2 separate regions of the Mus musculus genome follow, and region 2 is linked to region 1. Evidence: chromatin loops called from intact Hi-C (ENCODE). Cell type or tissue: heart. All regions are shown on one strand.

Region 1 (8,000 bases):
TGTGGGTGTGCATGTGACATGGGGTCTCTTGAAGCTCACTAAGTAGGCAAGGCTGATTGGCTAATAAGCCCTAGGGATTGGCCTGTCTCTGTCTCCCCAGCATCAAGATAAGGGTGTCTTGCTTTTTATTTTTATTTCTTTAAATGGATTCCAGGGAAATTGAACCCAGGTCCTTATGTTTGATCGACTGAGGCATTGCCTCCAACTCTTTGTCACACTGTGATTTCCAAAAAGTCTCTCTTCACCTAGACATGTGGAGAGATCTGTGTTTGTGTATGACCCTAGCACACCCATGTAGGGTGTGCAAGGCATTCTGAGCCCAGGAACTTCCCAGACAAAAGATGAACTTCGGCTCACAGCACAGCTCTTATTAGTCAGAAGATAACAGGTGTTATAAACTCGGAAAATGTTTGCTCACCTCAAAAATCGATAGTGCCCCTGTAATCAACACTGTGGTTAACTGTACCCGTCTCAAAATGGGTCCAGGTTGTACTCATTTGATAATTTCTTAATAGCAGAGAGAGACTTTTGGTTAAGGTTGAAGCAGGGCCACTCTGGTTTCATGGGACCCTCTGAAGACCTGGTTTGGGGTATGGTGAGGACAGGACTACCGCTAGCTCACATAGCCAGATTCTACTGCTCTGCAATCGAGAGTTAGAGCACACGGATGGGCCACCTAAACCCAAAGCATATCAGCTTTAGAGTTTGAAAATCTAATCATTTTCATAGAGGCAGGAAGGGACCAGCTGAGCTCTAACTCAGCCACAACTCCAAGGGCAGGAGCGCTGGTCTCCAGCCCAAGCAGCACGTGGGAAACAGGCAGGGCTCTGCAAAGGACCGAGGCCCCGCCCACTGCCAGAGGTCATGTTCTGGGCTCTGCCTGGGCCAAGCCGCCAGCAGTTCTGGAGCGCAGCCAGGACAGAACACAGGCCCTGAACAGTAGCTAGTGAGCAAGGCCTCATGGGCAGGGCCCAGAGCGTGCCAGGCCCATCTCTGGGCAGAGCCCAGTGGGGTATAACACTTGAAGCTTGCTGGAGGCCACAGACAGTTTTCCTCAGGGAGCAAAGGTGGGACAGTTGGTCTGATAACCCTCATCCCTCAGATGCAGGGGAAAGGATATGCAGGAACTCAGGGCTGTTAGGTCTGCTTGGTTCCTTCCTGCTCAGAATGATGGGGGAAAAAACCCACATCCCACAGCCTAGGCCTCCCAAGCAGCAGCCAGCAGCTAGGGGCATCTTGCCTATTGTTATTGGCTTTCCTACCTGGGGAGGGGGTGGGGTCAGCCTGGCTCTCTTTGCTTTGGGTGTAGGAGGCTGAGTGGGAGGGAACCTGAGCTCAAGGTCAGGACACCTGCTGCTGAGGCCAACCCTGCTAGGCACCTGCTAAGGCTCCTCCTTCCCACGGGCATGCCTCCATGCCCAGTCTGAGTGCTGCCACTGGAGATCTGTAGTTCTGTGCTCTGGGCTATGAGTATGTTCTCCTTGGTGGGAACCCATACCCACCACACACATGTATGTTTATGTGTGTGTGTGGGGGGGGGGTGGCATATGTGCATGTGAGGTCATGCAGGTCACACATGCCATACCTACATGCACATGTGTCTGTGTGCATGTGTCCGGCACACTCACGCTCTGGATAGCTCAAAGCCAGACAGGAAAGGGAGCCAAGGAGAAAGGGACAAATTCCAAATGCCTGTCCTGCCCTCACTGGCTTGGGAACAGTGCTGCATGTCTCTCTGTGATTGATGGCCTCGGCAGTAACTCTTTATTTTTACTGAAGAAAATATAGTACTTATAGACTGCATCCATTCAGGACAAAGGATTCTCCAACAATACAGCTGTAGGCATTCCCTCTCTACTTGCACAAAGACAACACACCCAGGCCATTCTTTACATCTTGTGTTAAAAAAATAAATAAAAGGGTCCCACATACATTATCTGGTTTGAGTGTGTCCCTTACATTGTGATTCAGAAGCTCAGAGAGGCCAGGTGACTGTTCGAAGACACACAGCAGGGAGCTCTGCCTGTTACCAGAGGGCCCAAGTACATCCATCCCTGGGCTTTCCCAGTGAAGTGTCTGTTTCCCTTAAGACTAGAGCAAAGCAGTGGGCCCTTCTGAGGCCCTCGCTGAACACCAGTTCTCCAGGATCACTTTACTCGAGAGTTGCAGATGACAGCTCTAAACCAGGCATCAGCGGTGGGCAGCTCTGATGCCAGGGCACAGCCTCTGTCTCAAGAATCCTCTTGGGCTGGGTAATGGCATGTGCTCCCCAGACAGGATGTGCTGGGCTTAGGAACACTTGAAGCTGTGTGCCAGTGGCAGATGTATCTTTGTTCTTGTGGTATTGTTTTTCTCAGAGCTGGGCTGGGCTCAGCTCAGCTCCTCTTGACACCCTTGACTAGGACTCCACAGATAACATCTCTGTGCACAAGACCCTCCAAGGAGTGAGCAGGCTGCACACCTAAAGTGGTTTCAACACAAAGATGTCACCAGGGGATAGGGAAGGGAACTGGGGACTTCTTCCAGTTGGGTCAAGTACTCTAGAGAGGTCACCTTCCCTGTGCTGTTTGTGGAAGGGAACCCCAGTCATTACAGATACGCACCAGGACCTGAGAGCCAGTGAGGTCTCACACTCCTGCACCCGGCTGCTTTCTCCTTTACCCTGGTCTTGCTTGGTCGGGGGTGCAAGCTACATGGAGGTGAAAGAGGCCAGGCGCATCTCCCCAGGATAAGTCTGCACGGGTCAGTCCTGGGGCAGTCCCGGGGCTGCCTGGCTGCCTGGAATAGTGAGACAGTCTGTGGTTCCTGGCATTGGAATCTCCTTTTGGAACAGGCCTGTGAGGTGGGTGGGCTTGAGACCCACAGAGACATGCGGAAGGAGGTGTCGCATACAGGAGGACAGACGGTGTGGGCCGAGCAGGGAGAACGGATGCTTTTATCAAGGCTGGTGTGGGCATGTAATGGATGTCCTCTGTCTGGAGCCGTGGGCAACGCTGTCTAGGTCCTGTGAGAGCCCAGGAGGCCTCTGCTGGCAGGGGTTGTGTGGTCAGTGTGGAGGTTCATTATTACGTGAGTGACAAACATCTGTGGCCCTACGACCGCCTCACTGTCCCCCAGGGGAGAGAGACTCCAGTGGTTCCTGGTCTTTATTCCACCCAAACTCTGCGAAGAAGATACCATGACTGGAGGAACCCGAGAAGCAGGCATAGCCCTGTCTGTGAATCCCAGACTGGGAAAGATATTGCCTAGACTTCCAGGGGAGTGAGGTCCTCCAGGTCAGAAAAAGAGACTCCAAATTCCCTGCTGGATGTCCCGCCCACCCGACCCCGGTCCCCTGTCAGCCTTGAGACATTATCTACCCTGATCTCAGGGGGCAAAGCTATGGCTGGGCTTGGGGGATTTTACCGTTCAGTTCCCAACTGATGTGGACCAGCCAGGGTAAATCATTAACCCGCTTCTGCCAGCTCCTTTCTGAAGACGATTCCACCCTCCCAAAGGCTCACTGCCTGGCCCCGGCCCTCTCCTCCCACGCTGGACCCTTCCCCCGCCCAGCTCCACTGCACTCCAAGGGGAGAGAATGAGAAAGCAGGTCCTCCGGGAGCTGGCACGGCAGACAATGTGTGTCTTGTGTGAGTAATTTAGCGCTGTGGCCAGTCAATCTGGTTTCTGGGCCCGCTGCCCTGACCCTCTTAGAGCTGCTGGCTCTCGCCAGCACAGTGTGAAGCATTTTCTTTCACTGCTCTGACACTCCGCAGATTGAGACGTCAGCCCGGTCCAACTACAGCAAATTAGCAATTTTTCTTTTGCTAATTGGAAATAAAAACGTTTGCCGAGGGAGCTGTTTGTCGGCATGCGGTTTTCGGTTTCTGTGCACAGGGAGGCTGCGTAGAAAACACATCCCAAGGCGCTGTGCACCCCGGAGCCGGGGGGCCCCTTGCTACAAATGTGGAGGGGCCTTCTGTTAACAGTGCAGAGATATTCCCTGTTCTAGCCCCAGAAGCTATTGCTCAACCAGCGGAATATCCCCATGTCCCCAGGACGCTTCGTCTGGAGGCCCATTCTGTACTTTGAGGAACGACTGGGGTCCAGCAGGTGGCAAAGCTTTCTGGGGCAAGCCGGTGAGGAAGTTCTTCACCAGAAAAACAGAAGCTGAAAACAGGAGAGAGACCCACAGTAGCTAATGCCTTCCTGAGCACAGAACACATCTTCCCAAGAGCCGGGGGTGGGGTGGAAGTGGAGGGGGGTAAAGAGACTTCCAGAGTAGCGTGTGGGATGTCTGCCCTGCACCCATGCTGCCCAATGTGTGTCCAGGGTAGAATACATCCCTAGTCTGGCTCCATCTTAGTTCCAAGGTACAGAGACCCCCCAACCCATGAGAAGAGTGTGAAGACACCCAGTCTAGAGAGCAGATGAACACGGTCCTTTAAGGAGAACAAAGAGAAACAGACGGAGGAGCCAAAACCATTATCTAGGAGGGCTGCCTGGACCCAAACCCGGAGAGCTACATCTCAGAAGTCTGCTAATAAACAGGTCCATCGTGTCCACCCATGTGGGCGCATGTGTGCATGTGAGTACATGGCCAATTGAGTGCCGGAGCCCACGAGTGTGACTGATCATCCCTATGTACAGACCCTGCCCTCCATGTCTAGGGGCTGATCAGGAATTCCAGGCTGCAGGCCAGCACACAAAGGGTTACTGAGCCTCCTCCTTCCCTGATAAAGCTTTTGACAGCCGTGCCTAATAATTCTTTCTGTTAGAATCTTTTCTTGATGTCTTTATGCGAATATGAAATCCGGATGAAAGGCCGTGGGGAACCCTCCACAAGAGAGGAAAAAGTATCAACCAGAGAGGAAGGAAGACTGTCCTGCACTCCCTGCTGGGAGCCAGTGGCTGCCCCCCCCCATCTGTGTTGAGGCTACTGAGGCCCTCTGTGAGTGGCCAAGTCTTCCTCACTTGGGTGTGACAATGGTGTCTTCTCAGAAATGGCTGAGGAGAGGTGACAGCGCTGAGGTCATCCCTCTCATAAATGACGGGTGAAGGATGCCCTCTGCCTAGCACTTGACTATTGTCCAAGACCTCAACATCAGTAACAGAGGAGAGAAGGCTGAAGAGATGGGGGCATTCCCAGAACTCATTTTGGCGGCAGGGTGGTGGTGGTGCGGGGCAGAGTGCAGGTAGCACCCTTGATGCACCACAGTTTTAGGCATCAGCCGGCAGAGGTCACAAGAAGCCAGGCTGCTCCTTCCAGGATTTCTGGCTGGGCAGCAGCAGCCTGGGGCCAATGAGAGACTTCAGTGGGGGTATCTTGCCCTAGAGTCACAAGTTTTTTTCTGCTTTGGGCTGGAGCACCCCTCTTTTGACCCGTGAACTGGAGCTAATGCAAACTGTGCAAGTCGCCAGGTTCAGAGGGGGCTGGATTCCATTTCCTGGGGCTCCTAAGCTTCATTTTGATCCAAAGTAAGAAGTGAAAAGAATGCTTTTCTTTTCTGGTTCTGACCTGGCCTGAGCCAGAGAGACCATAAATCCTGCATTAGAGGGCTGTTCCCTTGGGGTCCTGTTTCTATTCCAGACCAAATAAGTCTGGATGAGGATGGGGTACCAGGCAAATGCCATGGTCACTGAACAGGTCCCCACCCCCACCCCGCAAGCCAGCTCATCTCTATTGCTCACCAAATCCTGAACTCCTCGCTGATGATCTGGCAGGGCAGCTCCAAAGGCCAGGCCATCCTGGGCCATTTCCAGCAGGAAGCAACCACCGCTGGTTAGTTGAGAATGGAGAAGCCCAGCTTCCTTGTGGAAGAGAGTGTTGGAGATACTGTACTGAAGCTTTTGAAATCCCATTTTGGAATGAGCTTCAAAAATACCACAACACTGATCAAGACTCTTGGAAAGGAGGCCATCGGAGGGGTGACATTACTGGCTCAGGTGCGGGTGTCTCTCCTCTGCCCTGACAACACTGCCACAGGAACAGCAACAGACTTTGAGATTAATCACAGGAGCAAGCCTTGCCTGAGCCCAACTGTGGTTGGCCATAGCCCTGGAAAGGCGTGGATGGGGCTGGGAGACAGAGGAGAAGGGGGTAAGGACTGAAGTGTGATGGAGGGGTGACGAGCAAGGCTCTGTCCTCCACAGTTCTCAGTGCTGCTGCTGGCCCCTGGTGAAGTCCCACTTTCTGTGCTATTAAACAGTTTAAATGTCTCTGGCTTCTGGGTTCGGAGCTGACTTCCATTTTGTGAGGGATCAAAGGGCAGTGGCTCCTCCAGGTTTAGGAAGGTTCAACCCTCCCCTTCACCTGCTATAGGACACAGTCTGCCTGCAGCAGCTTGCCAGCAAGAACCACTTCAGATATCTCCAAAGCCTGTCAGCTCCTGGACCCTGATGGAACATGCCTGAACCATCCTTCCCAGGCAGGCTGCACAGGGCAGTCTTTGCAGCGCCTTCTTGGAGGCGGGGGGTGGGGTGAGGCAGGGTGGGGCAGTGGGGGTGTACAGGGCCAGGGCTAGAGGTACGCATGCTCTGTGGAACTCCTCTCTGCCGCGGCTCTGCATCTGCCCAGCCCCAAGGCACGGATGTCACCACTGCGTCGGCGGCGGCAACAACGTGAGAACTGCGCGGCCCTTTCTTGTTGGTGGGACACTATTTGGACATGGCTCGTCCTACATCTCCAGGGCCTGGCAACTGCCACATCAGCACAAATTTCTCTCCCCCAACATTTCTCTGTGATATGCGGACACATTTTTTTCCCATGGAAAGAAAGTGTGGCCTTTGTAAGGGGGGCACGGCCAGCCCGAGTTACAGTAAAGATTAATCCCAAACAAGAGACAAGAGACAGAGACAAAGAGCATCACACACTTCGGCACTCAATGGATGTTTTCATAAATGTATGAATAATTTAAATTATCATTGCCGAGTATTTATTCGAGTGTTTCAGGGGGAAAATGCCTCCTCTTTTTTCTCCCTCGATTCCTTTCATTTTTGCTTCATCTCTTTTATGTGCTGCATAGGCTGTTTTTTGCCATCTGAATCGGCCCAGAACAATGGGATGTAAGAGGCTGAGGGGCCGAGGAAGAATACGGCCCTTGTTGCCGACGCCGCGCTGACATTGATTAATGAGGGTGCGGACACGGGCAGAATTTGTGAGAGCCGAGGGGGAATCGGGACCTGAGGGCATCCGAGGAGGAGGGCAGGGGCTGGCAGGGAGAAGCCCTCAGCTGCCCTCCAAGCCCAGTGGGAAAGGACAGGGGGGACGTGTGGCCTCAGAGCCACCAGCTCTGATGGACGGGTGACTCAACAGGTCCACGGAAAACAGTGCCAGGGTGGGGGGTCCTTGGGCCGATGCCCACCTGCCTGTCAGGCATCTGCTCAGCTGGTAGAGGACGGGTGGAGCTGCCATCTTGCTAGAATGATCCAGCAGGGTGGCCCTGCCCAAGGCCTTGGTCTTCTTCAGCCCCATACACACCTCCTCCAATGTGCCCGTTCCTGCTCTGGGGTCTGAATACAGAACGGCCCCGTTCCCAAGAGGCTCTGCTTTTCGGAAACTGATGGACCTCGTCCTGTGGATGGGGCCTGCCAGACTTCCTGACAAGATTCTAAGGATCCTATCTGCCAATGCATAGAACTTGTAGGCTGTGCCAGTGGACTAGCGTGCCGAGCAGGATTCAGTTCATCTCACCCTCTCTTTCCTATTTACATTTTCACCGGAGATGCTTTTGGGGGTTGGTCTGCAGCTGCTATGTAGTCAAGTGCTAATACCCATGACCTGTCTGCCCCAAGACAGCAGATTCTCATGTACACCACCAGCTTTAGTTGTACAAACCTTGATCCCCAATTTAAAACTATTAGCTAAATTAAAGGTGGCTACAGCCAGTTACTGGAGAGAAGAGAGGTAGGTGGGTTTTCAGCTACCTATCTGGGGGGGGGGGGTTGCAGGAAGGGACCAGGAGGAGAAAAAAGATGGATGGTACAGGAGGTCTCCATTGGGTATGATGGACCAGGATCTT
Region 2 (8,000 bases), 98 kb before region 1:
ATCATAAGAAACAAAACATGGGGCTGGAGAGGGGCTGGAGAGATGGCTCAATGGTTAAGAGCACTGCCTGCTCTTCCAAAAGACATGGGTTCAATTCCTGGCACCCATATGGCAGCTCACAACTGTCTGTAACTCCAGTTCCAAGGAATATGACACCTTCACATCAATGCACATACAATTAAATAAATTTTAAAAAAGAAATAAAACACACTGAAAACACCAGCAGAGACAAGAGCTAAGAAACAAACTTGATTCTAAAACTGAATAGGACCTTGCATGAAATCAGCAAGTACCCAACTAGGCTTTTTAACAGTAAGATGGAGATGGGAGACAAAGGAGAGTGGCCCTCAGGAGAGGTCCACTGGAATCACCCAGGAAATACTGAGACAAAGTGGACAGAGCCCCCATGACCTGTATCTGGGGGATGTGTAGCTAGGGTTTCAGAGGCTAGGCATAGTTACAAAAGGAAGAGATGCTGGCTGAAGAGGTAAGGAATCCAGAGAGAACAAAAGACCCAGTTAAGGAAACAAGGTAGCAAACCACAGGCTTTAATCCCAGCACTCAGGAGGCAGAGGCAGGTAGATCTCTGATTTCAAGGCGAGCCTGGCCTACAGAGTGAGTTCCAGGACAGCCAGGGCTATAGAGAGAAACCCAGTCTTGAAAAAAACAGGAGAAAATTATTGCAATATGGAGAGTCACCAGGTAGTTGTATTTATACTATAGGTATAAGATGTAAAAGCATCCAGGCTTGGTGATGCATTCCTTTAATCCCAGCACACAGGAGGCAGAGACAGGTGGATCTCCATGAGTTCAAGGCCAGCCTGGTCTGTATAAAGAGTTCCAGGCTAGTCAGAGCTACATAGTGACACCCTATATAACAACAACAACAACAACAGTAAAAGGCCAACAACCCAATTGCAAAGTGTATGAAAACCTGGAGCAAACACGTCATAAGAGCAGTCATGCCAGAGGGTAGTAGGCACACAGGTACACATCAGCCACCAGGGACATGCATACCACACCTGCGTGAGATGTTACATCATACCCACTGCAACAGTTGACATTGAAATGATGGGGAACACAGGCTGTCCGCTAGGGCAGAAGCAACTGGAACTCTGAAGGAGCATGGTGCTGGGGAACAACCATGCCTTCCACATTCAACAACATCACTCCTAATTCACATAATAATAAAATAATAATAATGATAATAATACAGCTTAGGCTCCTAAAAGGATAGCAGGAATTTTATATTTTGCCTAAATGGGAAACGATCCAGAATGTTCATTCCTGCGATGCTGAATAACAGCTTGTGGCCAGTTCATAGCAAGGATGGGTACTACAACTCTGCAATAAAAGCTGAACAAGATGTGCACACCAACTCAGACAGACTGCAGACGTCACTGTAGTGGGTGCTCAGACCATGGAAGTCTGTGTGAAGGTCAGAAGCAGGTGAGACCCCTCTAGGGTCTCAAGAGTCCAGAGCTATGGAAATGCCTTCTGACTTGTTTTTCTCAGTAGCTCCTCTCTCTGATGGAGTCGCCCACTTTGCTGTAACAGACCCAGCCCAGACACACACCCTCCTGCTGCCCTCCCTGCAGGCAGAGAACCGATGGATGCATTGGTAACCCTAGATTGTGGCCCTGACTGTTCCTGCTTGCACTGGTGAGGTTTTCCCAGGCAACATTCTTGCTCTCCAGAAACTTGGAATGGACTAAAAGGGACTGCAAGACTGCCTCGGGGTTTGACGGAAAGGCTGTGGGCAGCGTGGTGGGTGGGGGTGGGGTGAGCTGCCCTTCTGGAGGCTGCTGTGTCATGGCTTCTCCACGCCTTGTGCCGGGCAAGCTGGCAGGATCGGAGACCAGCGAGACACTCTTGGGACCTTCATTACGGCATATCTAGTCTCTGGTTTGAGGCACGTGTGTTGAGATGCTGGGCATCTCAGTTACCTGGCTCCCATGGCAGGCCGCACCAGCTGACCTGGGTCCGCTAGGCCCTCTGACTGTTCATCTCAGGCACAGATCCTGAGTGTCATCTATGTCCTCTCTACTGGAAGCTCCAGAGGGAACAGCCTTGTGCGTTGCCTGCAAGACTCCAGCCCTGGTCTGTATGCCCAGTGTGTGGCTTGGCTGGGCCTACCAACACCTCTGAGATCCTACCTGTCAACTGGGGTGGGAACCCTGCTAAGAAAAATGGTTTGTCACACCCTGCCAGACACCGTGGCTGTGACAGTTGACTTAGCCCTTGCTGGGTGTCCATCCCATATCAGCCAGGTGGAAGCTGTAGCTTACTGGTTACACAGTGGGACATGTCCCACGTCCCAACCTGAAGCCTTGGCTCACCACTGTCCTGCTGAAAGGTGCTAACAGACCTGAAGCTAACAGACAGGTGGCTTACATCATCCATGGCAGCCCTCAGACAGCTCCTCTCTCCCAAAGCACGGCACCCCCAGGGCTCAGCTTTGCCTCATTTCTTCCGGGGGGGGGTACAGTGCTGCCTTCATTGGCCATGCAGTGACTTCTGCCCCCTATCCCGCCAACCCCTCCAGCTGTTAATTTCATAAATAGGCCGTTGTTCCTCTGGATGATCTTTATGAAGCATGTCCCCGGCGAGTGGAAACATTTAGTTAATAATTTAACACTGTGCTCTCTGCTGAATTTTCAGGCCCCCAATGAGATCAATGGAGCTAACAATTGGAGTATGGGGTTTCCTGGCTCTATTTCCTGAAGACACAGGCCAGTGCAGAAGAGGCAGCCTTGTTGGGGGAGGGGTGCCGTGAGGGGACGGAAATGTAGATGGTATTGATGTGGGTTGTCAAAAATAATTGTTTTATTTCCCTGGGAGTGTTTTAGAGCCCCCAGATGCGCTGATCCATAACACGGGCCCTCTAGGAGCAGCAAGCTCGCGGGCGTCGATCGGCTTTGTGACGCCCACCTCCTAGGAGGGCGATCAGGCGTGCGTGTGCCTCCTCTGTCACCATTCACCCCAATACCATTTCGGGAGGGGCACGGGGAGAGAGGCAGCTGCCTGCACCCCTCTCCTGGCCTCATGAGGAGCCAGGTGGAAGCTTGGGATACTGCATGGGCGGGACCCCATAAGAACTCAGCTATCCTGCCAGATGCTCTAGGACCCAGACATGGCCCCCCACCAAGTACTCTACCAGGAAAAAAATGGGGTCATTCACCACCGACAAGGCCATTGGACAACGGATTCCAGAGGGTGGACTTCTTAACCCTGGGGAAGCATGGGGTATCACTGTGGACCAAAATTCCACAGGCATTTCACAGAGAATCCTGAAGAGGGAAGATTGTTCCAGGACCCTAGGGCCCCAGCCTGCCTAATGGGGTGTCCATCTGGTCCACACAAGTCTCATCATCCTGAGAGACTGAGGTAGCTGTTCCCACCGCCGAGCTGCAGCAGATGGATTGCTCCTTCCTCTTGCACTGTGGAAGCAGCGGTATGGGGGTGGGTGGGAGTTTGCTGCTGTGTTCTTTGTACAGTTCTGTAGAGCTCTGGCCTCCCCTCTGCAGCTGGTCCTCCCTGCCTTAGCAGGAGACACTGGGAAGGTGGGAGTCCCTCAGCAATGCCTCCTACACTCTGTCTGGCCTGCTGCCCAAGGCCTTGATTTTTTTTTTTTTTCAATGTTTATTCAAAGAGTGCTTCTCCCAAGATGCCACCGGAGGGTCACCGGGTGGAGACTCACATCCTTCCCACTCCACTCTCAACATTCCTAGGCCTGTGTCTGTCAGTCTGTCAGTGGTGCCTGTCCACCTGTCCATCACTAATGTGCTGAAGCTAACCTCCATCCTATCCTGGGCAGGACCTGGGGATGGCAAGGCTGGCTGGCACAGCTGTCTTTAAAGAGTGAGTGGAAGCTATGTTTCATCTAGGTGACATTCCACAGAATGTGCCATGGGGATAGAGACCAGGATACCCCTACCTAGCTGAGGGCTCAGAAACTCCCCATTAACAGCCTTGAAATTATAATCCTACCAAAGAGATAAGGCTCCACACCACTTCTATTTGACCTGCACGCCAGCAGCCAGGGACTTCCTAGTATTCTCATAAAGGAATCGGTGATACATGCCAGGTTTGGAGAGGCTGGCACAGTCCCACAACCGGGGGGAGAAATGGTTTGGCTACTGTTCCCTCTGGACTTTTCAACTGCTCTCAATCACAGTCAGTTTGGCAAAATACCACAGCCTCAAGGAAAACAGGACTCAGCTCGTATGTTGCAGTGACCTCTGTCTAGAGAGGATTCTCATCCTACCCACACTGAGTCCTTCTGGTCTAGTGGTATCCACAGGTAAATTCTGGAGACACTCAACCGCCTCCTGCCCTGGGCATCTTGACATCTCTAGGGGCATGCCCCTCCCCCAACAAGGCTGCCTCTGCTGCGCTGGTCTGTGTCTTCAAGAGATAGAGCCAGGAAACTCCATGGACAGATGGGACAGCCCACTCTCTAACTCTGAAAGAGAACTGAAGTCAGCAATTGGGTCAGAGCAAGGAGTACCTACTGCATCCCTGATTCTTGGTTTGCTGTTTAGGTATCTGGGCTGAACTGGGCATTTTGGAGTGTGTTGATGATGACACTGAAGGCTAAATATCCAGGGGTCTCCTCTGGTCTGTCCACTTGTGAGTCAGGCGAGCTTCTGGCTAGGTTTGGAAGGAAGCTCTCACCTCCTGGCAGCTGGCCGAGCTTGCTTTTCTTCCTTTAAGGTCAGCTTTCTATTCTCTCCCTCAGGAGCCACCTTTAACCCCAGAGAGAATTCAGCTCTGTTTGATTTTCTTAACCAAGCCACCCTCGCTAAGTGGGATGTTTTTCTAGTGTGTACATGGGTACACACAAAGGCATATATAACTCTGTGCACACGCATGTCAGCTTGTAAGGGGGCTAGGACATATGCATTTGGGTTTTTCCCCCCTTCTTTCTCTCTAGCATGTTTTCCAGGGTGTGGGGCTCTAGGTTGCCAGGGTGATGGGGACAGACACGGAATCAGTGAGAAATTGTGTCCCATTGTCTCTTGGAATCCCCAGGCTTGAGAGAAAAGATGCAAACTGCAGGGAGTTTACACACAGCCAAGTCAGTGCCGAGTGAGTGAGTGAGAGGCCTGCTCCGTGTGTGCACAGCTCTGCCCAAGCTAACAGAGTCCAGCCAACCATTCTTCTTTGCTATGTCGGCTGGTCTCCCTTAGCTGTCCTCCATGGAGGCCTCAGGTAAAGAGGACTTTTCTCATAGAAATGATGATCCTGGAAGTCCTAGCCCAGCCAGTTAGGTTTTTTTTTTTTTTTTTAAAGTGAGGCCATCCAAGCTGGAACAAGGAGTCAAACAGCCCTGCTTGCACATGTTATGATTCTATTACAAAGAAACCTAGAGATGCCCAAAAAGCACCAAAACCTATAGAAAAATTTGTAGAGTCATTAGCTGATAAATTTAGTAAAGTCATTTGATATAAAACCATCACATGATGGTCAGTGGTGTTTCTATACACCAGTAACAACCTGCAGGTCAAGAGGGAAATCCCACTTGTAATGGCTACAACTAAATACCCAGAAATACATTTAATCAAGGAAGTGAGGTATCTATATAATGACAATTATAAAACACCGGGGGGAGGGGGTGCCCTATGGTTGTGGATTTGAAAGATCAGCAATGTTAAGTGTTCACACTACTGAAAGCAGCCTACTGACTCAGTGCAATTCTTACCAAAACCACTAACGCATGTGCCACAAACATACGATTAACACTCCTAAAATTCTAACGTATCCATAAAGACCCCCAAACACCCAGAACTACCCTGAGCAAAGAGAACAAAGCGGAGGCATCCATCATAGTACCTGACTGCAAACCCCACTTCAGAAACTAAAGCCCCAAACACACTTGCATAAGAACAAATAGAGTCTAATGGAACAGGACTGAAAAATCCAGAAATAAATGCATGTCTTTATAGCCAACTTAGAGGATGTTTTTGCTTTTTGTCTGTTGGTTGGTTTGGTTTGAACATAAGCTCTATGTTCTCATGCATCTTAGGCTTGCCTTGTACTTGCTGTGTAGCTGAGGACGACTTTGAATTCTGGATCCTCCTGCCGCTACCTCCAGAGTGCTGGGATTAGAGGCATGGAATCCACCGCACCTAGTTTTAGTAGTGCTGGGCCTCCAATCCCAAGCGTGCTATACAAGCACTGCACCAACTGAACTGTATCTCTAGCCATAGAGAACTGATTTTTGACAAAGACACATGAACATATATTGGAGATGCCAGTCTATTCTATAAATGGTTGTGGGGAAAGGGAGTATCCATAACAGAGGAGACTCTGATCTCTCCTCACTTATAGGACAATTGACAATAGGTCACAGACTTAAACACAAGAGCTGAAAAGTGCAGAAGTACTAGAAGAAAGCACAGAAGAATCCCTGGTGTTGCAATGAACAGATGATACATTCCCAGAGAAACCTGAGAGATTCCACCAAGAAAACGTCAGAACGGATTCGTAGAGGGGAATGATATAAAGTCAAAACACAAAGGCAAATAACAATAAAGGAACTGAAGGTGAATCCTGAAAAGCCTTTATATGTGACCCCCCAGAAGCACAGGCAATGAAAAGCAACAGATGATGAACAGGGTCATCTCCAGTTAAAAGAGGAACCTGAACAGCAACCAAAGGAACAGAGCAAAGAGAGCCTGTGGGGTGGAAGAGACTCCACCCATCAAGTAATACGAAGAACACATAAGAACCCAAACCCAGCCAGACCCAGAAACTGGATCCAAAGACGGGCAAATGATCCGAAGAGACATTTTTCAAAAGAAGATATCTAAATGGCCAAGACGCGTGTAAAAAGTGTTCAACATCACCAACCATCCAGGAAGTACAAATGAAGCCACCCCGAGAGACTGCCTCACTCCACCTAGAATGACCATTATCAACAGGTCAGATATTAGCAACTGTTGCTAAAGATGTAGAGAGAAAAGACTCACTGTGCTGATGGGAGCTTAGATGGCACGGCCATTATGAAAACAGTAAGACGGGAACTATTTACAGGCCAGCAATCTCACTGTTGGGCATGCATGCAAAGGCACAGACATCCATACATCAAAGAGACACCTGCTGCCCATGTCTGCTTTACCATTGCTCTTGAGGACTGTGGTCATGTCAGGGAGGTGGCCACTGAAAGATCAGTGGGGAGAGTGGGATGTGTGTGATACAACATTCAGCTTGGGGTGGCGGAGACAGTAAAATGTGTGCCTTGCAAGCGTGAGGACCTGAGGTTGGTCTTCAGAATCTATATAAAAAAGCCGGGCACTGCGGCATGTGCCCGACGCACCAGTACTAGAAAGGCAGGGATAGGCAGATTCTCGGCCTCAGCTCCAGGCAAATGAGAGCAGCCTGTTCTCAAAAAACAAGAACAGCATCCCGAGGAAGGACACCTGAGGCTAACCTCTGATTGGTGCACGCACATACATATATATGCACCCACATTAATCCACACAGCATAATTTAGCAGTAAAGAGATGAAGCTCTAGCTAGGCACACCTTTAATCCCAGCACTTGGGAGGCAAAGGCAGGTGGATCTCTGTTAGTTCCGAGCCAGCCTGGTGGTCTACAGAGTGAGTTCCAAGATATCCAGAGCAACAAAGAAACCTCCTTGTCTGGACAAAACAAAAAACAAAAACAAAAACAAAAGGAAAAGAAAAATAGGAAGATAAGAAGCTCTGTCACGTGCAGGGACACGGACAAGCACAGAACAAACCATGTTAAGTGAGCTGAGCACGGAAAGACAAAGACTGAATCTTTTGTTCACATGGAGAAGCTACAACCAGCTTCTGTTCAGTAGCCAGTGGTTGCTGAAGTGGGGAAGGGTGGGAGAGAAGGTGGCTGATTGAAAATGAACAGTAATGTCTGACTGATGCTCAGCTGCAACAGTGTAACAGTAGCTGATGGCAGTTAGTTGTGTGATGCAAAGTATCTAATTCAGAAAGGTCCTAACACAAAGAAACATCAGT

The links. A loop is a pair of places that touch in the nucleus more often than their neighbours do. Peaks named below come from ENCODE experiments on the same cell type or tissue, not always from the same donor. Only the 100,000 strongest peaks of a DNase experiment are listed, where the experiment ranks them.
Region 2: a loop joins it to region 1, with 2.4 times the contacts of the local background. A loop is called at or near these places in 2 of 42 quality-filtered maps.

The regions. Positions count from the first base shown.
Region 1 is chr4:154,496,305-154,504,304 of GRCm38, forward strand. All of the region lies in intron 2 of Prdm16 (PR domain containing 16), which reads right to left. Among named protein-coding and RNA genes, the nearest start is that of Gm52688, 6.6 kb to the right of the region's middle. In heart, a CTCF peak has its summit at 3,583; DNase peaks (open chromatin) are centred at 887, 3,647 and 6,342; H3K4me3 peaks cover 697 bases; H3K27ac peaks cover 6,805 bases; H3K27me3 peaks cover 1,154 bases.
Region 2 is chr4:154,398,057-154,406,056 of GRCm38, forward strand. All of the region lies in intron 3 of Prdm16 (PR domain containing 16), which reads right to left. Among named protein-coding and RNA genes, the nearest start is that of Arhgef16, 100 kb to the left of the region's middle. In heart, no CTCF peak of the experiment used is centred here; no DNase peak of the experiment used is centred here; H3K27ac peaks cover 3,396 bases; H3K27me3 peaks cover 3,732 bases.